2 separate regions of the Homo sapiens genome follow, and region 2 is linked to region 1. A link is a loop called in an ENCODE intact Hi-C map of the cell type or tissue named here. Cell type or tissue: PC-3. All regions are shown on one strand. Each heading gives the region's core, and the rest is flanking DNA. Links, peaks and the distances in the headings are about the cores only.

What was found. Peaks named below come from ENCODE experiments on the same cell type or tissue, not always from the same donor. Only the 100,000 strongest peaks of a DNase experiment are listed, where the experiment ranks them.
Region 2: a loop joins it to region 1, with 4 times the contacts of the local background. A loop is called at or near these places in 15 of 110 quality-filtered maps.

Annotation. Positions count from the first base shown.
Region 1 is chr1:220,673,678-220,685,559 of GRCh38, reverse strand. No RefSeq gene overlaps it. Among named protein-coding and RNA genes, the nearest start is that of C1orf115, 11 kb to the left of the region's middle. RefSeq lists an enhancer at 2,182-2,682. In PC-3, for the core only: a CTCF peak has its summit at 5,287 (motif pointing left); a DNase peak (open chromatin) is centred at 5,289; H3K4me3 peaks cover 1,082 bases; H3K27ac peaks cover 983 bases.
Region 2 is chr1:220,274,042-220,285,923 of GRCh38, reverse strand. No RefSeq gene overlaps it. Among named protein-coding and RNA genes, the nearest start is that of RAB3GAP2, 7.5 kb to the right of the region's middle. In PC-3, for the core only: a CTCF peak has its summit at 4,691 (motif pointing left); a DNase peak (open chromatin) is centred at 4,663; H3K27me3 peaks cover 3,189 bases.

The sequences.
Region 1 (11,882 bases), core at 1,357-9,356:
AGCCACCATGCCCAGCTAATTTTTTTGTAGATTTTATAGAGACTGGGTTTCACTATGTTGCCCAGGCTTGTCTTGAACTGGGCTCAAGCAATTCACTGCCTTGGCCTCCCAAAGTGCTGGGATTACAAGTGTGAACCACCACACCCAGGCTCATTCAACCTTCACGACCTCTTTCAAGGCCCTATCTTCAAATACAATCACATCTAAGGTACTGGAGGTTAGAGTTTCAACCTATGAATTGGGAGGTTTGGGGCACAATTTAATCCATAACAGACTGCTGGTCTGCACTGGCAACACACAGGCACCCCCTCCCCTTTCTCTAAATACCCATGAGACTGAGGACCAGACGCTGGCATTCTGGCACAAAAAATCCCAACATCTGCAGGACTGCCCTTGTCAGCAGAAGCAGCATAAACAGTTGAAGCATGGCTTCCACCCTCTCTGCCTTCCAAAACTCTCGGGAGTGCACCTGATTAGTCTAAGCTAACTTGCTCAATTTCCTCCAGTACCCGAGGGACCCTGGAACATGATTTCACTTCCTAGACTCTGCACGCTGGAAGGAGGGTGAGAAGAATGCTGAGTGACAACCCACAACATTCACCTCTTGTAGGAATCTTTCTTTACTGATAAGAATTAGAAACTTGTTCTCCAAAGGAGCAAGTACATTGGAGAGCTAAGATTCATGAAAACACATCGTCAGTTATTGAGTTCAAAAATGTGTAGAGACCTCAGAAGCTTAAAAATAATTGCTTATTTGGAATGACTTGCATAGAAACAGCTATACATATTTAATTGAAAACCAAGTTTCCATTTGTAGACATAAGGACCTTATGTTTAACTCTTTACTCTTTCATTTTGTAATAAATGTGTGAATTTAGAGTAAGAGAATGTGGATAGACCTGAGACTGTATGAATTAAAGTTGTTTAAAACAATTAATTTATTTTTACAAGATAGATTTAGACTCAGGAAGAAGTACATCTTTGGCTGATAAGAACTGGTTATAAACCATGAACTAGATAGGAAAATATTTTTAATTTTCCAAAGATTGCAACTTAAAAGGAAGGTGGGGGGCATAGAGGTGGTGGTAGTGGCAGTCTTGTATACCAGCTAAGCCTCAGTTTTTGGTGCAGCCTAAAAAAAAAAAAAGGATGGTAAAAAATTATCTTTCCTTAGGTTAAAAAATTTATTTTTTTAAAGATCATTTTTTATTGGGGCCTTCCACATTAAATACCTTTTAGTTCAAAAAGTGATAAAAGTAGATGATGTAGTAGAAAAAGAAATTTAACATTTACATTTAAGTGTTTTTCTCCTCAAATACATATCTGTGGTAATCATGCAGGCCCCATAAAATGCACAGTTAGAAATCTCAGGCACAGCACTTTTTTTCTTTCTTTTTTTTTTTTGAGACAGATTTTCGCTCTTGTTGCCCAGGCTGGAGTGTAATGGCACAATCTCGGCTCACCGCAACCTCTGCCTCTCTGCCTCCCAGGTTCAAGTGATTCTCCTGCTTCAGCCTCCCTAGTAGCTGGGATTACAGGCATGCACCACCACACCTGGCTAATTTTGTATTTTTAGTAGAAACGGGGTTTCTCCATGTCGGTCAGGTTGGTCTTGAACTCCCGATCTCGGGTGATCCGCCCGCCGTGGCCTCCCAAAGTGCTGGGATTAGAGGCGTGAGCCACCGTGCCCGGCCAAGCACAGCACATTTTTATTTCATCTGAAGGGTTAGAGTTCTTACACTGAAGATAAAGGGCAAAGACTTGACATAAATACAATGTATCATGGAATTGCAGTTAAAGGGTATTTCAACTAGAATTTGCTACAAACATGAAACAAGGGTCTTCCATATATTGTTTCTTGTGGAATATGAAGAATTTTTAAAATTTAAGAGCAAGCCTTTTTGTTGCTGGTGGCTGTCCTGAGGGACTGACCATTAAAACCTACCAAGAGTTAGCTCAGCTGTGGTGGGGCTGGGCCGGAGCGCTAATCAGAGTGCATTCACCTCTGGCTAGCTCAAGCCTGGACCTTCTGGGCCATCATGGTCCAGGGCCCAAAGCCTTTGGTCTTGTGGGGCTTTCAGCTGGGAGGAGATGGAGTGCAGCGTAGGCGTTTGGGTTCACTTTTGGCTTCAACTTCAGGAGAGCCGAGGCACCAACCACTGTGCGGATGCACAAGCAAGCATGCAAGCTCTGCTTGGCAAGGCTTCCTCCCGCGGCTTTCTCAGCATAACTGCAGGAGTGAGGGTGGCATCACGGGGCTGTGTGATTTGTTTATTTTCTTATTTGGGGCTTTTGCAAATTCCAATCTGTCCTTCCAGCCCACACCGTAACTATTATAAAAGCATGGCTGGCGTCCGCTCACGCCAGAAGAGGCGCCTGAGTGCCAGGCTCACTTTTTCAGAAAAGAGCCCACTTTATGGAAAAAGCCCACTTTCCGCCCAGCCCTGCCCAGATCAGTGACTTGCCCAGGCGTGGAAACGGCTGCAGCTCGCTGCTCACCCGTGAAAGCCATGCCCTTCTCTGGAATCCCAGGCACCAAGGCTGTCTTGCACTCAACACTCTTTGATACCACAATATAATGCAATTTTAATTTGTGTGTGCACAGATTTACATCTGTGTTACCACCAGATTGAAAAGTCTTTTGAATCATTCTATATCAGAAGCAGAATCAGAAGTCTCCCCTGGATAAAGTTTTAAAGCATAATACCTAACATTTAAAAGAATTATTTAACAATGTAACGGAATTATGTCTTATTGGACTGTACATATCCAAAAGCCACTGAAGATTAAAAAAACGATGGAACTATCTGCCTTTAATAATATTGATAATAGAAAAATACATGTGTAGAGAATTCAGGTCAGAATTACAGCCTTATAAGTTAAAAGGACATTTCTGACAAAACCTGAAAACCCTGCATTGGTCTCTATCTCCCTTGCCAACAGTATGCCATTCTACTATATACATTTACATCCCTCTAGGTAGATTAAACTATCTTAATAATTACTACTATATTTAGAAAACAGCAACAAGGGGTCGGGCACGGTGGCTGATGCCTAGCGCTTTGAGAGACCGAGGCAGGCAGATCACCTGAGGTCAGGAATTCAAGGCCAGCCTGGCCAACATGGTGAAACCCCGTCTCTACTAGAAATACAAAAATTGGCCAGGCGTGGTGGCGTGTGCCTGTAATCCCAGCTACCTGGGAGGCTAAGGCAGGAGAATCGCTAAAACCCGAAAGGTGGAGGCTGCAGTGAGGTGAGTTCGCATCACTGCACTTCCAGCCTGGGCGACAGAGTGAGACTCCATCTCAAATAAAAAAAAAAAAAAAAAGAGAGAGAAAACAAAACAAAACAGCAACAAGGAAAAGTGTCTTGGCATATACAAGTAAACATATTGTAAAACTAACTATTATAATTTATAACTGTGACTTGATATGATGATACTTAACATGTATACTGTGTTAATTGGAAGGGAATGCTGTCATATATGACAGAGAAAAAAGAAAAACTGGAAGCTGGGGTGCAGGGAGGAAGAAGATAAATCATAAAGCTCTCAGGACCGGATGTAGTATAATTAAAATTTAATTGAATACACAAAACTGTAGCTCCTAAATATATTCAGAGGAATATTGGAAGTCAGAATGGATTTGTACAGCTTTTTATGCACATGTAAATCTTGTACATGTAACTTCTGGGCAATAAGTCATTGGAGGTGAGGCAGACAGTGAATAAATGAAATTTTTTCTGGTACTTTGAACATTGAACTGTTAGGATATTTCTATTTGTCCTCGTGATAAAACTGACTTACCCTTTTGCCTCCGACCCCATATAGACTCTAAGCAGAAAGTGAAAGCTAAAATCCTAAGAACTCAAACGGAAAACGAACGGAAACATTTGGATAGACTTCTGTAACCCACAGAGTGAGGATTTATTTCAGAGTACTCTAGATCAAAGTAATTGTACTCTGTATCCTATACCCTCTGTATCCTGCACTCTAAGGACAAAGGCAATTTACAAATAAACACTGGAATTCTACTTAGTGGCTTTATAGTTAGTACAGTATCGCTATTTTGGACCTATTTATTTTATTGGACCTACTTTGGATCTAAAATAAATAAGTGATTACGTTAGCTTTGTTATGAATCAAGAGCTTCAGAATGGCAAATATGAGTCATCCATTAAAAAGAAAATGAAGCACAATTATAGTTTGAGTATAGGATTAAGAATTTACGTATTATGGTTGTGAAGTAATATTGGGACTAACTTGAAAATGGCTGTGAACTTCTTAGACATATGTTTGTCTGTGTGTATGTATACTTTTCCCATGACCGTCCATTGAAACGGCCCATAAGTTCTATCATCCCAGCAGCACGAAGCCAGATAAGCACATCACAGTGCTCATGGTTGGGTCTCTAATATCACGGCAGGTGATCCGCTTGCCGTGGTCTCCCACAGTGCTCATGGTTGGGTCCCTGCTTTCTTTCTCTGAGAGAAATTGGGACTAGGAAAATTGGTAGATCTCACATCTGGGACCAGATGTACAAAATGGGCCTGTGGCATCTTGTTGCCGAAAAGCAAAGATACTTTAAATATTTTGTGCATTTTTTGTAAAAAGGCTACGTGGGCCAGTTAAAAGTTTCCTTTGGCTAAATTGTGACATTTTGATCACTGAAAAAGAACTGATGACTACAAATAATTGAAACAAATTGTGTCAATGAAAAGCCATTGGTTCATCGCAGTAACCTGAGAAAAAAGTATGACATTAAAATAATATAGCTGTGAAACACTATGTCATGTTTAGAAGTCATTTTTATATCTCTAAGGCTTTGGCCCCATCAGATTTACATTATATGAAAAGAGTGCAGAATTCCATCAAATTTTCATCAAAATTCTTCAGATTTCATCAACATTATCATCAAAATTTGTATCAAAATTTATCGAGAGAATTTTCATCAAAATTTATCAAATTTGATTAAAAACGTATGAAAGCATTTACTTTCGGGATATAAGGAATCCAATGGAATGGAATTAAGGTGCCTTTGTAGCCAGATGGAAAGATGTTTAAATCGCATGAGCAGATTAAAAAATGTGCAAAATCCAACTTAAGCAGGGAAGGATGTTAGCCTCAAATCCATGAGTAGGCAGAAGAAAAAAGACATGCTATTAGTTAAGTATGTGGGACACAAGACCAAGTGCTTCTTGGGAAGGGGGCTTTGGGGTCTCTGTTGTACAGACAGATCCAGAGGGTTCCGACTGCTGCAGGTGGTAGGACAGAAGCACTGTCCTGGGCAGGGGTTTTCCCTGACCTCTAGTGGTTCTCTCTGGTAATAACAGAAACTAACAATTTGAACATGTCAAAACGTTTAAAAGAAATGGTAAGTATAGCCAGCTAACAAACCTGCCCATGTCTTCCCTGAATCTAAAATAAAAATCGAAATAATTTTTTTAAAAAAGAAAAAGACAATAGTATTACCCATGGGACAAAATTTGTACTATTAGCAAGAATCATTTTGTGTCTCATTTAGAAACAATTTGACTTTTGTTCCAGGGTTTAAACTTTGACAAAAATGGTTTTGAATAGATCTTTATAACCTGATGCCATAAATACAAGATTCTCTGATACCTTCATTTAATATATCAATATTGGGCCTAAAACATTATTCTGTAAAGCTTAAATTGGTATTAACTATGATCATCTTGATATCTATGATAGATAATAAACAAGGTCGTACATACCTTACTAAACAATCTTGGTTTTTCACCAACATTTTATTCTTTAAAAGATTTAGACTAACAGAATTATTTAGCATTTCGAGGCGTGTGCTTTATTTAACAAGTGAGTAAAAATATTGGAATATTGAAGTATTTGCATAAAAAAATCAAATGGTGGTGTTTTGTAATCTCTATTATATTTCCTATTAAGGTTTCATATATTATTTTCCCATTGTTTCTGAATTTGTTATCCTATATATAAACAGAAACATGGATGAGTTAAAAAAAAAAAAGAAAGAAATGATATGGCATTTCTGTCCTTTTGGCTGGACTTATGTCCGTTCAATAGGGTAGCAGAGATTATCTGATACCAGAATATTTAATTGACAAAGGATTATTATTTAAGTGCAGCTTGATGGAACAAACCTTTCTAAAGTTAGGTCCACAAAGAGAAACGTGGGTGTTGGTAGGTGGTTGTTGATGATGATGTTGGAAAGAACCAGCAGCGCAGCAGGCTGGGATTCTGAAAGCCAGGGCTGAGACCTTGCTCAGAAAGACTTTGGATCAAATCACTTAAGACATCTTTGAACACAGTTTCCTCAGGAGAGAAATGAGGGCACGGCTGAAATAGTTTCTCAGGCCTCATCGGTCCCTGATCTTCTGAGAACACTAAGTATGGAAGAGTTTAAAAATTGGAACCAGTTTTCCAGTCTGGATACATTTATTTCCATAGTTAAGTAAAATTCATTTAACAAACAGGATTATACCTTTAAAAAGGAGCAGATTGAAGAAAAATACTATAACTCAAGTTTACATCCCATTTTGTACTCAACATCTGAAGTAAAACTACTTGGATTAATCTAACCTTTTCAGCTCCTTTACAAATAGCTGAAAAAAACAAGTTATGTCTGCTGTGTGCCTATTTTGGGGTCATTTAATTTTCAAATAATAACAACAATAAGAAGAATGCATTTTTATGATTAGAACATCAAATTTTAAAATTTTTACGTAATAGTTGTTTGATGAGGAGAAGGGCTGCAGGGAAGCTGCCAGGAAAGTGGGAAAAGAACTGTTTTCATAAGGAGAGAACAGAGGCCACGTTGATGCTCACGAAACTGAGATGTCACCTGGCATGGTGGCTCACACCTGTAATCCCAGCATTTTGGGAGTCCAAGGAGGGTGGATCACTTGAGGTCAGGAGTTCGAGACCGGCCTGGCCAACATGATGAAACCCCATCTCCACTAAAAGTACAAAAATTAGCCAGGTGTGGTAGCTCATGCCTGTAGTCCCAGCTACTCAGGAGGCTGAGGCAAGAGAATCGCTTGAACCCGGGAGTTGGAGGTTGCAGTGAGCTCAGATCACACCACTGCACTCCAGCCTAGGTGACAGAGAGAGAAAAAGAAAGAAAGAAGAAAGAAAGAAAGAAAGAAAGAAAGAAAGAAAGAAAGAAAGAAAGAAAGAAAGAAAGAAAGAAGAAAGAAAGAAAGAAAGAAAGAGAAAGAAAGAGAGGAAGAAAGAAAGAAAGAGAGAAAGAGAGGAAGAAAGAAAGAAAGAAAGAAAGAAAGAAAGAAAGAAAGAAAGAAAGAAAGAAAGAAAGAAAGAGAAAAGAAAAGAGAAAAGAGAAGAAAAGAAAAAGAAAAAAGAAACTGAGATGTCATCAGGGAAGAATCTTTGATGGCTGTCCTGTTTTGCAGTACTCGCCAGGTATTCTTTCTCCAAATCAGCCTGCTCTAAAGGGAGGGTAAAGGAGACATTAAGATGCAAAGTCACTCAAAAGTATACAAATTTGGAATTGCTATCTTGAAAAGAGAATATTGGAAGAGGCCCACGAATGAAGCTGTAGGCACTGAATTATATCTGCTAAGTTTAGAAAATAAGAGGAATAAATTATGTAAGAGAATATGTGTCTAGGGTGAGGGGATGGCTCCGATAAGCGTGGGTTGTTTCTGCCCTTTGTTGGTATCCTAACTCCTCATTATCCCCTCTCCCCACCCCCTGGCAACCACCATCCTTTCTGTTTCTATGAAATTGACTAGGTATGTCATATAAGAGGAATCATACTGTATTTGTCCATTTGTGACGGTTTATTTCACTTAGTATAATGTCCTCAAGGCCCATCCATACTGTAGCATATGTCAGGATTTCATTCCCTTTTCAAATTTAATAATATTCCATTGTACATATACATCGCATATGTTTACCCATTCATTATCCTTTCATCTGTCAATGAACACTGAGTTGCTTCTACCTTTTGGCTATTGTGGACAATGCTACTATGAACATGGATGTGCAAATACACTGGAGTCCCTGCTTTCAATTCTTTCATGTATATACCCAGAAGTAGAATTGCTGGAGCATACGGTGATTCTATTTTTAATTGTCTGAGGAATCACTATACTGTTTTACACAGGGGCTGCCCATTACATTCCCATCAGCAATTCACAAGGGTTCCAATTGCTCCACATGCTTGCCAATACTTTTTGTTTTTGTTTTTTATAGTAGTCATCAAATCGGTGTGAGGTGGTATCTCATTGTGGTTTTCATTTGCATTTCCCTAGTGATTAGAAATCTTGAATATCTTTTCATGTGTTTATTGGCCATTTTTATATCTTCTTTGCAGAAATGTCTCTCCAGTTCCTTTGCCCATTTTTAATCAGGTTATTTGTTGTTGTCATTGATGCTGTTTCTAAGTAACACGTCTTTTTTTTTTTAGACGGAGTTTCAGTCGCCCAGGCTGGAGTGTAGTGGCATGATCTCAACTCACTGCAACCTACGCTTCCTAGGTTCAAGCGATTCCCCTGCCTCAGCTTCCTGAGTAGCTGGGATTACAGGCATGCACCAACACACAGAGCTAATTTTTGTATTTTTAGTAGAAACGGAATTTCACCATGTTGGCCAGGCTGGTCTTGAACCCCTGACCTCAGGTGATCCGCCTGCCATGGTCTCCCAAAGTGCTGGGAATACAGGCGTGAGCCACCGCACCCGGCCTAAGCAACATGTCTAACAACAGATTTGATTTTGGTAAGGACTGCTGAGAAAGTTCTTGGAGGGAACCATGCCAAGTAGAAAACACCACGAAGAGCCTGTGAAAAGTGGGCCCAATGCAGGACATGGGCAGGGTTTGGGCTGTTATCTTTCAGCACTGCTGTCTTTCGTCTGGTCGAAGATGACTCCTGTCCATGCACAGTGGCTCACGCCTGTAATCCCAGCACTTTGGGAGGCTGAGGTGGGCAGATCACTTGAGGTTGGGAGTTCGAGACCAGCCTGGCCAACATGGTAAATCCCTGTCTCTACTAAAAATACAAAAATTTGCTGGGCCTGGTGGAGTGCGCCTGTAGTCCCAGTTACTTGGGAGGATGAGGCACGAGAATCGTTTGAACCCTGAAGGCAGAGGTTGCAGTGAGCTGAGATTGTGCCACTGCTCTCCACCCTAGGCAACAGAGTGAGATTCTGTCTCAAAAAAAAAAGATGACTCCTGTACATTACTTTACACTTCCTCAAGCAGCAAGAGGAGGTGGGGACACTCTCTTTATGGAGACACATAGGGCACAGGAAATGAACAGCCTTTATTCAAAGAGAGCTGCAGGTAAATACTGCCTCTCAGAGGAGGCAAGTTAAGACTGGGAGGTGGAAGGGAAGTCCTGTGCAGAGATGAGGTGGTGAGTGCCCCTTTGGAGTGGGTTTCCAGAGAGCTGGAGAGAGGACTGGAACAGAGTAGAGTAGTGAGAGCATGAGTCTGAGGGGGACAGAGCATCCTTGGACATGCAAATCTGTTAATCTGGAACTTTTTAAAAAAGCTATGCTAGTTTAATTAGTTTAATATTATATTTCTTTAATATTTAGAGGTATCACTGAAAACTACAGCAAGGGCAGGGGAGGTCAATAAATATGTACAATGCACTTTGCCAAACCAGCTCTGTGGTTTGAACTTTCAATAAAAGTTCAAGGACTGGATAAAAGTAAAAGGACTTTGAATAAAAGGCAATTCCTTGAACATGTTATTTTACAAGCATGTTCCTGAGGACGTCTTGTCTCTCTTTCCCCATCTTCAGCCCTTTATGAAAGTATTCTTTCCAACCACCCACTGAGACTTTTTCTAAGAGGAATTCTGGTGAATCTAGTTTTTCCATCTCCTTACATTTTGGTGTTGTCTTGGCCCCTCCTATGAACTGGAACCCTGGAAACTGCCCACCTGGCCCATCTCTTAACCTGTGTTTTTGTGACAGAGGCAATAAATTCCCAACTAATTTTTTATTTCATTCTCTTCTCTCAAGGAAAATTATTGCCAGCTTCAGGGATAGAATATAACCATAGTTAAGAAAAAATAAAAATCCAAAAACTATAAAAATAGTCATGTGTTTTGAAAAAAATTTACCAAAGAATAATTATGGAAATATGTATAGATTTGATTACAAGGACATTCATGGCAATGTTATGATATGAAGAATTAGGAAAAAAATAAAAATGTCTGTCAAACAGGTCATTAAGTAATCTTATTACACAGAATATCATAAAACCATTAAAATATTTTATAATAGCAGAGGCTTATCGCCTTAGACTTTAACAGAAAGCCAGAAGGGGGTAGCTGGCAAAAGCAAGCAGAATTTCACTCTTTTCTCTCCAACACACACACACACACACACACGTATATACATATATATAATGTATATATATAATTTTCATATAGATATGTGTGTGTAGTGTGTGTGTGTGTGTGTGTATTTTTTTTCCATATATTTATTCCATGAAACAATGCATTGGGGGAAAAAAATTCCACTTCATGCATTGGGGGAAAAAAATTCCACTTCATAAAAAAAAGCTTGAAGAATGTTGAAGAATATAGACATAAAGACCCAGAAAGAGGTCCATAGAGCTTAAGTGGAAAAGGTGTGTTGCAAAGCAGTGGTCAGTATGAATCTCATTTTTTGTTATTATTGAATACTGGGCATGGTGGCTCACACCTTTAATCCCAACACATTGGGAGGCTGAGGTGGGCAGATCACCTGAGGTCAGGAGTTCAAGACCACCCTGGCCAACATGGTGAAACCCTGTCTCTACTAAAAATACAAAAATTAGCTGGGTGTGGTGGCACATGCCTGTAATCCTAGCTACTCAGGAAGCTGAGGCAGGAGAATCACTTGAACCTGGAAGGCAGAGGTTACAGTGAGCCGAGATCGTGCCACTGCACTCCAGCCTGGGCAACAGAGTGAGACTCCATCTCAAAAAAAATAATAAATAATAAACAAATTACTGTTGAATAAATGGGTTCAAGTCGGCCTCTGTGTATTGACACCCATGGTGTTTACTTCTGTACCACACCCCAGGATCATTAACTCAAGCCTGCCGGCACCAAACTCAAATTCTTGCACATCCAATTGCTGTAAATATAGCCCCCTTTTTTTTTTTTTACCCTTTTAGAGCCCACCTGCTTTGCATAACCTGTGAAACTGCACACAACACCTTCTTGCCATATATAAGACAAACTGTGGGGCTACAAAAGACCCCAGATGGCTGCTGTCCCTTAAGGATCTATGACCAAGAGGCTCCTCACTACGCTGCTAAGTGACATCCTCAAACCTGCAAAACCCTCTCTGATCCTCCTCTCCCCAGGGAGGTTGCTTGTCCTTTTTCCCTTATGGTGGTGGCCCTGCTGCTGTATCTGGAAGGTCTCCTGATGTGAGGACTTTCACCTTCCATGCAATCTGTCCAAGCCTTATCAAAATAAAGCTCTTGTGTGCTACTGTCATCTCATGGTCTGGTCTTTTTCTTGATCAACCCCCAACATTCAAACTCACTACAACTATATACAGATTTTGCCACTGAAATACACTGGAGGACATACAGCAAATTATTCACAGTGGTTTCTGGATAGTGAGGTGTTTCAGGTTTTTTTTTTTTCCTCTTTTGGCTTACCTATATTTTCTAAATTTTCATAAAACAGCTGTCATTTTTTAAAGAAGATGAATAAATGCTTTGATTTTTAAAAACAGAATAGCATATAAGGTTATTTTCATTGCCATTCTATTTTAGGACTCCTAGCTGCAAAAATAACATTCAAAGGCACTAGAACAGCTCAGAGTATGAAATTTCTTAATTTTTTAAATTGTAGAAACTAAGAGAATTCCTTCACCTCACCTTTCTAATATATCACTTCACCTCACCTTTCTAATAT
Region 2 (11,882 bases), core at 1,661-9,660, 400 kb after region 1:
AAATATTCACCGTACATATGTACACACACACACACACACACACACACACACACACACACACAAAAGTATGGGACTTGTATCCAGAATATATAATGAGCTCTTACAACTCAACAAGAAAATAACCCAACTTAAAAATGGGCAAAAGCCTTAAGCAGACACGTCACAAAAGAAGGTGCATGAATGGCTACTTAGCACATGAAAATATATTCAACATCATTAGGGAAAAGTAAATTAAAATCACCATGAGATACCCCTAGAGATCATAACAATACCAAGTGTGTGGGTGAAAATGTGGAACAACTGGAACTCTTGCACATTATTAGTGAGAGTGTAAAATGGTACATCCATTTACCTATGAAGATAAACAAAATCTATCTTATGATACAGTAATTCCAGCTCTAGGTATTTACCCAAGAGATATAAAAACACATGTTTATAAAAATGCTTGTGAGAGAAAGTTCAAAATGGCTGTTTTGTAATAGCCCAAAACTGGAAACAACCCAAAGTCCTTCAACAGGTGAATGAATAAACAAATTGTCACGTAATCAAACAAATGGATATTTCTAAGAAATAAAAATGAACAAATTTCTGATATACACAACAATATGGATGAATTTCACAGAGATTAGATTGAGTGAAAGAAGTCAGACGTAAAAGGGTATATACCTGTACTTTCTTATTCCATTTATATGAAGTTCCACAGCAGCCAAAACTACTCTATTGGGATGGAAATCAGCGCATTTCTGGGGCAGGGTCTGGATTAGCGTAAGCCAGATTGACCGCAAAGTAGCAGAATGGAACTTTTTAAGGTGATGGAAATGTTCTATATCTTAGTTGGGGTTAAAGTTACATGGGTACATCTATTAAAATTCATCAAACTGTGCACTTAACATCTGCATGTTATTGTATATAAATTATACTTCAGTAAAGTTGATTATAGAAGAGTGATCACTGCAGACTGCTGATCATATCTGTCATTTAAGATAAAGGATTTTCAAGACTTCCTTATGTTAGGACTCCTAAGCTTAAATTCCTCCTATAAAACATGTTATGGTAAAATAGAACTTCTTTATAGGGGATGATTTTGTCCTCCAGAGGACATTTGGCAATGTTTAGGGATATTTTTGGTTGTCACAACTAGTTGAAGCTGCTCCTGGCATCTAGTGTGTAAAGGCCAGGGATACTCCTGAACATCGTACGCTGCACAGGATAGGACAGTCCCACAACCAAGAATTATCGGGCCCAAAATGTCAAAAGTGCCATGCTGTAGAACATTTTCTGAAAGGCTATTCTACTGTGCTGCATACATAAAAATTAGTGAGATTATTTAATGTTCCCGTTAAATGTGAGCAGCTATGTGTTATCACTAGTGTGCAGTGAGTGACCAAAGTAACAGTTTTGCGGTTGACAGGACCAATACATTCTTCATCCCACCTATGCAAAAATGTCAAATTTTTGAAAATGCACTGTTTGCTAAAAGTTGAAATAATAAAATTACAATTTGAGTTTATAAAGCGCATTCAAAAACATTTCAGGGACATATGCACAATATGGTGAGAGGCTGTGCACTTAATGAAACAGCAATGATACTCTTCATATTTGTGTTCAGAATTCATCTTGACAACCTATTTCAAATGGAAAGAATCCTAATCATACAATAAAATCAGATTTAGGGTATGATAAATAAGTATGTTTGCCTGTAAATGTCTTGCACTATGAATGAGTTCATTTATTAAAACTTCCCAAAGTGCCCTTTTCATATTTATTAGTGACTTTTGTTAAATATTTTATCTATAGATTCATGGTCAGTAATACTAAATACTTTAAATTGTAACATATAAAACGTTCAAAGAATTTCACTTACTAAGATATTAATGTACGTTAACCAGGACTCCATTTAGCACTGAAATATTTATTAATACATTTATGAATAATTTACTCCCTTGTTTTATCCATTGCTTAACATCTCAGCACTTTTGGAATTTAATTTCTTTGGAAAAAAAAGCTCAAATGGGTTTTGCTACTGTACAGAGTTTAATGTCATACCTCACAAGAAATATTGTTCTCCAAAGGGTAAGTTTTTTTAGGGAGTGTGATTTAGCTAGAATGGCTGAGATCCAGCAAGCCTGCATATCGTAATGCAGTGTCATACACACAGAGTATACAATGAGTGTTTGAGGATAATGTGATGGTGGGGAGGGAGGAAGGAGGAACAGAATAGATAAATGAAAATAGAATGCAAATGGATGCCAAAGGATTAATACTACACAGCTAAATTAGCTAATAAAATGTGAGATAAGGTTACACTTTTTAAAAAATAAAATAAAATATGGGTGGCTTATTTCCATACATAAAATTTATACTGATTTCACATAATCATTAATGATAATAATTTTTAAAACTGACAGTTGTTATGTATACCACAAAATTAGGGTCTTTTATCTGACTAAATAGCAAATCATTTCCTTATCCCAAAGGTTAAGAGACATCTGGTGTGTGAGAGCCCTAGAGTTACTCAAAGCATAAACTAAATAATAAAAGTTTCTTGTTTTTATTCCTCTTCTATGTAAATGATCATTCATTAAGCATTTGGTCATAGTAGCAAAGCTGTTTGAGAGATACATTATTAAAATTACTGGTCTCAAAAGAAATTACTGGACAATCTAAAGGTTATGGCATTTGCTTTTTAAATTCTGCAACAACAAATTATGTCTTATTTTGCTGCTTACAAATGATTGTCCATGTTATTGTCTGTTCAAACACAAAGTTTATTCAGGATAAATTATTTCTACAGTGAATTGGGTTATTCAATTTGCTTAGATTTTTCACCTTTTAAAAAGCAGCATTTATTGCCTCCTAGATTTTTTACCATGTACATTATTGTTCAATTGCTTAAGACTTTGTTAGTATGACTAAGGCCATGAGCTACCATAAATTATCTGCAGACCAATTGTGTTTTGAACATAGTTAATTCATGGTTTACATAATTCCTGAGTATTGGTCACAAGTGTCACAATTAAATTTTGTCCTTTAAATAGCAGGTAGATGTATTACTAAAATGGCTGTAATTCCAATAAGATATAAATTATCTAACTGGCGAGAGAGAACCAAATATTTAGTTCTGTGTTACTGTTTGCTATGGTTTACATGTTTGTCCTCTGAAACTCATGTTGAAGTGTAATTGCCAGTCTAACCGTATTAAAAGGTGGGGGCCTGTAAGAAGTAATTAGGTCATGAAGGCTCTATACTCATGAATGGATTAATGCCATTATTGTGGGAGTGTTAGTTATCTTGAGAGTAGGTTGTTAATAAGTGAGCCCAGCCCCTCATGCTTTCTCTTTTGCGCATGATCACTTGCTCTTCCATCTTTCCACAATGGGATGATGCATCCCAAAGACCCTAACCAGATGCTAAAGCCATGCCCTTTGATTGCCCAGCCTCCAGAACTGTAAGATATAAACTTCTTTTCTGTATAAATTACCTGGTGTGTGCTATTCTGTTCTAGTAACAGAAACTGGACTAAGATAGTATTGTTATCAATAAATAATTTACCTTGACTCTCACAATTTTGGAAATGTTTTTTATTTTCCCTAAACTTTTAAATTCAGAAACGCCTAGGGAGAAGAGAGAGGCCATGACTATTAAAAAATAAGTTATTAGCATAAACTCCACTTGTGATTTTATACAAACTGACTGGCAAGTCCGAATAAAGTATAGCTTTAGATGCTAATCCAACAAACTAACTAATTCGCTTCGAATACTTCTGAAAAGATCACAGAATGCCTTTTTATTCTTTTCTTCTTAGACCATACTCACCCTACAGATGCAGTTCAGGTTCCATCTCATTGATGCAGGCTCCCTTGGCAATCCCTGGTCACAGCAATCTCTCCAGACTTAACCACACTTACGTGTACCACTCTTTTTGGATATTAAATCAAATGGGGCCTAGTATTTACCAATGTTGACAGATAACGTCTTGTCTATCCAGTGACACTGAAGGCAGGCAAAATCTGCATTTCATATTATTTCTAATATATACTACCCACTGGAGTGCTGGGCCATTTGTTTTTTTCTTTGCTCCCTTCCATGAACATTTATTAACCAATCACCTGTTTGATAAGTACAAACACAGGAGAGAGGAAGAAATTTAAATAAACCATAGTCTGTGCCCTTGAGTCATTTGATGATTTTTGTCCCTCCTTAATTCTCGAGTCTCATGTTAACAGTCTTTTTTTAGCTCCAGACAGGCTTAACAGTATTTAATTCTTAAATACACTGTGTCTTCTCACTTCTGGAGTTTTGAGCTATTTCCTCTGTATCTAAGAATGCTTGGCCTCCTTGCTTCCATTCTACGCTCTATCCCATTTATTTCTGGCTTTGGTCTACTCTTACCTCACATGGTACTTCCTACAGGAAGCCCTCACTGATCTCCAAAGTGAGCTGACCTTCTTATCTGTTCCTCTGTACTGTTCCCAGCATCGCATTTTCAAAAATGAAGTATAAGTGCCTGTTTATCTGTCTGTCATTGGAGTGTATTATCTATTAGTACACATATGTGTCTCTTTTGTACTGAGTATGAGTCATGTGTATGTTTAGCTCCTGGTACACAGTATATATTTTCAAAATGTGTTGAATGAATGAATGTCACAAGGGTAAACATCACAATTCCTCCCCTTGAGGATATCACCATCTAGTGGGGGAGACAGTAATGCAGATAAACCATAATACAAGAAGTCAAGGTGTTAAGTTTCAGAATAGACACATACATTAAAAAGCTATGGGTTGGGGGGTGGGACGTTCGCCTGTAGTCCTAGCTACTCAGGAGGCTGAGGTAGGAGGATGACTTGAGTCCAGGAGTTCAAGGCTACAATAATGCAGTGAGCCACTATCATGCCACTGCACTCCAGCCTGGGCAACAGAGCGAGACCTTGTCTCTATAAGGAAAAAAGAAAAAGCTATGGGGGTCCAAAGTGGCTAATTTTGCCTGGTAGAGTCAGGCTTTTCACAAAGGAGGTGATATTCGAACAGCGTTTAGAAGGATTTCAAAGTTTGCTCGGTGGAAAAGAGGACAGCAGATCCTCCGTAATTAGCCACGTTAGAATGTTCCAGCATGCCTTTGTGTAGGTCTATAGTCTTGAGTGGTTCAAATCTTCCAAGTGCCTTTCAGTGCAAGAAAGATAGAAAAGAATAGAATATGACCACAAATGAGGGATCCAAGTAACTAGAACAGTGGAAAGGATTGAATTTGAAAAAAAAGATTTTAAAATGCAAGGATTATATATAAGTCAAATTAGTGGCTACTAGCAGGACAATTAACACTGACCGCATCTGCTGGAAAGAAATGGCATCAAGAAGAATAAAACACCCAGTCACCTAATGCCAGGCAATGTAAGGAGGGGAAATTGGAGAGCTTAAGAGAGGGAGACCCTGAGCAAAGCACTCAAGGGAAACTTCCCCTGCTATGGCATCTAGTAGTCTGTGAAGGTTTCACCAAGGGGGAACAGAAAGTCAACCTTCAACACAAATCTAGAGTCCAGTGTAAATGATCAAGTGCATCAGGGGGAGCTGGGCTGGGAACACATCTTGACTCCGGACCTACAAACCCTTGTCCCTACCCTGCAGCTCCTTAGACTGCAAGCAAGACGTGAAAAGTGGTATCAGTGAAGAAAATGAACCCAAGGAAACATTTCTCATATTTAAGCAAACTAAGAAATGTTGCTTAGTCCTTACATTCTACAGGAAATGAAATTTGAGAAAATTTAAAATCACTCAGGCCACCTCTCTAGACTCAGCCCCAACCGTAGTGTCACACTTCACATTTTAGAAACCGCTGCTTCTGTTTCTTTGTACACACAAGTTACTGCTGCCCCCCAAGCCTTTTGTCATGATGTTTCTTCTGCTAGGGTATTTTTTTCGTTTCTCCCTTACGCCCTTGTCAGCCAGCTAAAATCTATTCGGCTTTCAAGACTCAGCTCAGATATTACCTCTTAAAAGTCTTTTCTGAATCCCAAGGCCATGGTTTTTGTTCCTGCTCTGTTCTCTGGTAATTATTCCTGCTTGTGTATTGGTAACCCCTACCTTCACCAGTACTGGGTCTTACTTATATTGATGTTCTTAGGGCCTCCAGCCATTCATAGCACCTAATGGGTACCCAGAGAATAGTTCTTAAATGAGTGAATAAATTAAAGAAGAAACAAAAGTGTTATGGGGAGATTTACTAGGTAATATGATTAGAATTATGCTTCAGGAAGACAAATCTGGCAGCAATGTGTAGGATGGTTGAGGTGGGAAGCCCAGACGCAAAGGCAGGAAGACCGAAGAAGCTATCGAAACAGCTCAATGAGGAGGTGGAAATGAGGATATCAGGAGAGGATCAATCCAAGAGATATTTTGGAAGTTAAATCAATAGAACTTGGTGGCTGACTAGTGAACAAGCAGAGGAAAAGAATATTTATCCTTTCTGTTCATAGCTTATCCACCAAATGTGATAACCATTAACAGAAAGAAAAGAGTCTGTAACAAGGTACTTTGAGGAAGGGACTGAAGGAATAGAGAAAGATAACAAGGAGATAGTAACATATTCAGAAAATAAAAAGATCAAAGAGGAAGAAAGGGATCAGGAGGTTGCAGCTTCACTGAAGCTAAGGTTTGGGAAAACTGTGAAGAAAGTGTAGTCCAGAGTAAGGAAACCACAGGGAAGGTGCTGGACGGAGCTATTTTATTCACAAACCACAAGGCAATGGCTTCTCATATTTGTGGTCTTAGTTTATATACAACTCCAACCAGCAGTTTCCCCTTCACCTAACCTTCCCTCGATTTTCCATTATGAAATTGTTGATTGGAACTTATCACTCGGCTGCTAAACAACAAGGGGGGCATTCTTTTATTTCAAAGAATCTTTTAAGAGTCTATTTCAGTTGTGCTAAAAATAAGAAAACAAGAAATACTTGGTCACCTGGGGCATATTTTTATGTCCAAATGAAGTCAAAAATATTTAAACAATTTAAAATATCCAGGTAATTGGTCTAATCTCATCTGAATTATGCTAGAGAAAAAGACAATCAGAGAAATAAAAATGCTTTTATTTAAACAAGATACATAGAATAGAGCAAATTTCCTTGATCAAAAGTTTCTCTTGTTACTAAGGTCATATTATATCAGGATTAGGTTCACCTACAATAACAGAAAACTCAAAATAGCAGTGACTAGAACACACACAGATTTCTTTTGTCACCTGAAAGAAGTCCAGATGTGGCAGTCCAAGCTTGGCGTGGCAGCTCCACAAAGCAGAGGAGACTCAGGCTCCTGTCTTCATGCTCCACCACAGTTTAGGTCAATTCATTGTCTAAAAAGGATGCTGGGGCTACAACCATGGTAAATTTTAGGTAGGAAACAGGAAAGGGGAAGGAGAAGCCAAAAGACTTTTTCTTAGCTGTCTCTCTTGTAAGTAAACTTCTGGAAACCCCTCCCAATGATTCCAACAATTCGTGCTCTATTTCATTGGCCTGAACATAGTGTATGGATACGTTGAGTCAAGAGGGGTTGGAAAATGTGGTTTGTCTTCAAATCTGGGCACATAAGTGTCCCAATAATATATGGGTTCTCCTGCTAAAGCAAAAGGGGAAATGGATAATGAGCAACTAGTAATCTCTTCCACAAATATCAAATCTCATTGACATTTGGTGGCTCACTTAACCTGACAAGTCCTAAACACATTAAAATTAAGAAGATGGAGACTTAAAAGCACTATGGCACTTATATTTGTTAGCTAACTGTGTTAATATCTTCTTTCCTTGGAGGCTGAGACAGGAGAATGGCGTGAACCCGGGAGGCGGAGCTTGCAGTGAGCTGAGATAATGCCACTGCACTCCAGCCTGGGCAACAGAGCGAGACTCTGTCTCAAAAATAAATAAATAAATACATAAATACATAAATAAAGTAGGTTTTGGCCCAATAAAGTTATAAATATTGGGAAATGCTGAAAATATAAATATTTTTTCTTGGATTCAAAAAAGCAATAAAACACAATGCTTAGTGAAGCTAGTTCTTCTTTTCCTAACTGGTCAATGCCAGCAAAAAGAAAAGACTTCTTTCCATCTCTATTTTAGTTGTAAAGAAAAAGATTACCATTGCTTCTCTGGCTATCAGAAAAATAATCAACTTCTGAAGAAAGGTTACAAATTTTCTGCAAAAGAAACAGAGTTTGGCTGCTCTATACACTGGACAATCACTTGTTACTACCTATTCACCAAATGGAATCATCTCTTCTTGGCTTTTCCTTTCTTAAATTCTTTATTGAATTCAATACAATAGGTTTACCCCTTTGTGAAAATGTCTTCTTCCTCACTGGGCTTTTGTAGCATGGTCCTACCATGTACAGTTTTCTTCTTTGACTATGTCTTTTTTATCTCCTTTACTAGAGCTTCTTTTTCCATCCACCTCTAAAAAAATAGACAGTTGGTCAGGCATGGTGGCTCATGCCTGTAATGCCAACACTTTGGGAGGCCAAAGAGGGTAGATTCCTTGAGCTTAGCAGTTCAAGACCAGCCTGGGCAATATAGTGAGATGCTGTCTCTTCAAAAAACACAAAAATTAACCAGGCATGGTGGCATGTGCCTATAGTCCCAGCTATTCAGGAGGCTGAGGCGGGAGGATCGCTTGAGCCTGGAAGGCAAAGGTTGCAGTGAGCCAAGATTATGCCACTGCACCCCAGCCCAGGTGACAGAGCAAGACTCTGTACCAAAAAAAAAAAAAAAAAAAAAAGATAGTCCTCCCACCTTGTTTTCCTCATCCAATCCTGCTCTCACTGCTCTCACCCCATCTAGAATCCACTGGCACTTTCATCCCCTCCCTTCAATATAATTTCTGTGTGGAAGACTTCCATAGGTAGGTTCTAGCTCTGGCCTCTCCAATCCCAATTTGGAACTTCAGTTTATAAAAATAACTTAAAAAAAAAAAAACCTAGCTCTTCCACGGGCAGTTCAAATTTAACAAATCCAACACTGAATTTATCCATTTATCTTTTTTTTTTTTTTTTGGAGACAGAGTCTCACTTGCTCTGTCACCCAGACTGGAGAGCTGTGGCACAAACATAGCTCTCTGTAACCTCAAACCTGGGCTCAAGCAGGCTTCCTGACTCAGCCTCTCAAGTAGCTAGGATTATGGGCATGCACCACCAGGCCCAGACAATTTAATTTTAATTTTAATTTTGTGTGGAAATGGGGTCTCTCTATGTTGCCCAGACTGATCTCGAACTCTTGGCCTCATGCATTCCTCCCACCTCTTCCTTCCAAAGCACAGGGATTACAGGCATGAACCACTGTGCCCAGCCTCATCCTATTCTTGTTTGTCCCAAAGCCATTCCTCCTTTTACATTCTCTATCTTGGTTGCTGACATGACATTGCCACCTTTCCAATTCTTTGGACTGAAGACTTGAACATCACCTTGGGTCATATTTTCCCTTCCCACACCTATATCTAACTGTATACCAAAATTCTATTGATTCAGCCACCAGAGAGGCACTGCCTTTCCAATGTTATTACTTCTTGTTTAGAATATTGCTGTGACATCTAGAGGGGTCTATCTGCCTTCAGTCATCCCACATACTTCTACATCTTCTTCAAAATATCTTCAATTGGTTATACCTTGCACACAGAAAAAGACCAGACCATACTATGGTAACTGCCCAAGGGGTTCACCTTGCCCGCTACCTAGACAGAGCCAATTCATCAAGTCAGGGGAATTGCCAGAGAAAGAGTAATTCACGCAGAGCTGGTTGTGAGGGAGACCGGAGTTTTATTATTACTTAAATCAGTCTCCCTGAGCATTCGGGGAGCAGAATTTTTAAGGATAACTTGGTGGGTGGGGGAAAGCCAATGAGCCAGGAGTGCTGATTGGTCAGGGATGAAATCATAGGGAGTCGAAGCTGCCTTCTTGTGCTGGGTCAGTTCCTGGGTGGGGGCTACAAGGTCAGATGAGCCAGTTTATTGATTTGGGTGGTGCCAGCTGATCCATCAAGTGCAGGGTCTACAAAATAGTTCAAGCATTGATCTTAGGAGCAGTTTAGGGAGGGTCACACTCTCCAGCTGCATGACTCCTAAACCATAATTTTTAATCTTGTGGCTAATGTTAGTCCTACGAAGGCAATCTAGTCCCCGGGTAAGAAGGAGGTCTGCTTTGGGAAAAGGCTGTTACCGTCTTTGTTTAAACTGTAAACTAAGTTTCTCTCAAAGTTAGTTCAACTTACGCCCAAGAATGAACAAGGACAGCTTGGAGGTTAGAAGCAAGATGGAGTCGGTTAAGTTACATCTCTTTCACTATCTCAGTCATAATTTTGCAAAGGCGGTTTCACTATTTGGATTTTGAGGTTCTCTATAATCAAGAACCAATTTGTTTAATGCCTTTCCTACCTCTTCCACACTACTTCTTTTCCAAGGGACACCCCTAGGGATCTAAATTAATCTCTCCCTTATTTCTCCCACTGCCCTTTATCCAAAAGCCATCCATGGTACTCATCACACTCTGCTCTTAGAGCATTTGTGTTTGTCTGCTTTTAAGTAGTGAATCTCTGGATCACTTGTCCTTATTGCCTTACTGTGCTTACTACAGTATCTTTAATGTAAAAAGCACTCCATAAATGTTTGTTGAATAATAACTGTAAATAGCCCTTGCTTCTGCTCAATCTTCAATTCAAGGATGACCCTTAGCACAGCTATGAGGTAAGGCTTCAAGGACTCTCCACGCCCTTGCTATGCTCCCCTTACTTTCCCTTAGAGATGTCCAGTACCCTCACATTTTCTCCTGCTGACCCAAGCTTCTTACTAGGGTGCTTACACAGACCACTCCTTCTAAGCAATTCCAGCTCCCAGAACTTGCCATTCCCAGTCTCTTACCAAAACCTACATATCCCTGGGATGAACTTTAGAGCCCAGCCTCTTCATTTTATAAACCAAGAAACTAAGTCCCAAAAAAGTGACATGAATTCCCCAAAGTCATGATTCCAAGTCCATTGCTCTTTCTCTCACATCTGCGTTTAGTGCCCATCCTGCAACTCAACCCCTTCGCTTCAAGCTGCTGCTAAGGATTGGCAAGGGGCTGCTGCTTATCTTCCTCAGTAACACATCTCTCTCTTAACAACAGTCATCTGTGCTCTGACTCACACTAATGGATACTGGAGGAAGTTCACATTGGTACCTGGACTCATCCTGTTGTTATTTTGGTCACAGTGCTTTTCCTACCTCCTGAACCCAGACCTCGGAGAGACACTGTCAATGCTGGGATATGTAAGGCCTGCACATTTTTGCAATGTGCTTTCTTATGACTGTGGAATAAGTGATATTCACTGTCTGATGCAATCCTCCCACATGCCGCAGAAACCATGGTAGCAGAACTCCAGAGGCATCCCCCCCTGTTGCATTACAACTTCCTGGGGGAAGAGTTCAGTTCATGAATGTGTTGTAATTTCTGTGAAGGGTATCTAAAGTCCTTAAAAACATCCATGAATGATCCTTTTCAACAGTACTTGGAAGGAAGTCAGGGACTTCACCATTAAAACTGAGCCAACACAGTAATGAAATTCAATGACCACCACAGGAGACATATGAATGCCTCAGGGAAGAACAAAGGCCAGCAAAATCAGCCAACAGCAGTTACTTCCACAAAATGCATTTACCTGAATAGGAACTTGAATGGTTTTCAAGGAATGACAGTCTCCTTCCAGAAAGTGTCATGTGTTTGTTATTCGTCCAGTAACACTAAGAATCTAAATTTAAATTTTGGTTTAGTTTGGGATTGGTGCTGGATTTTAGGGAATAATCTTATCAGGGCTGGATTATTCTAGTTAGTGATGATCTGAGGAAACACTGCATTTCTTCAGATGGAA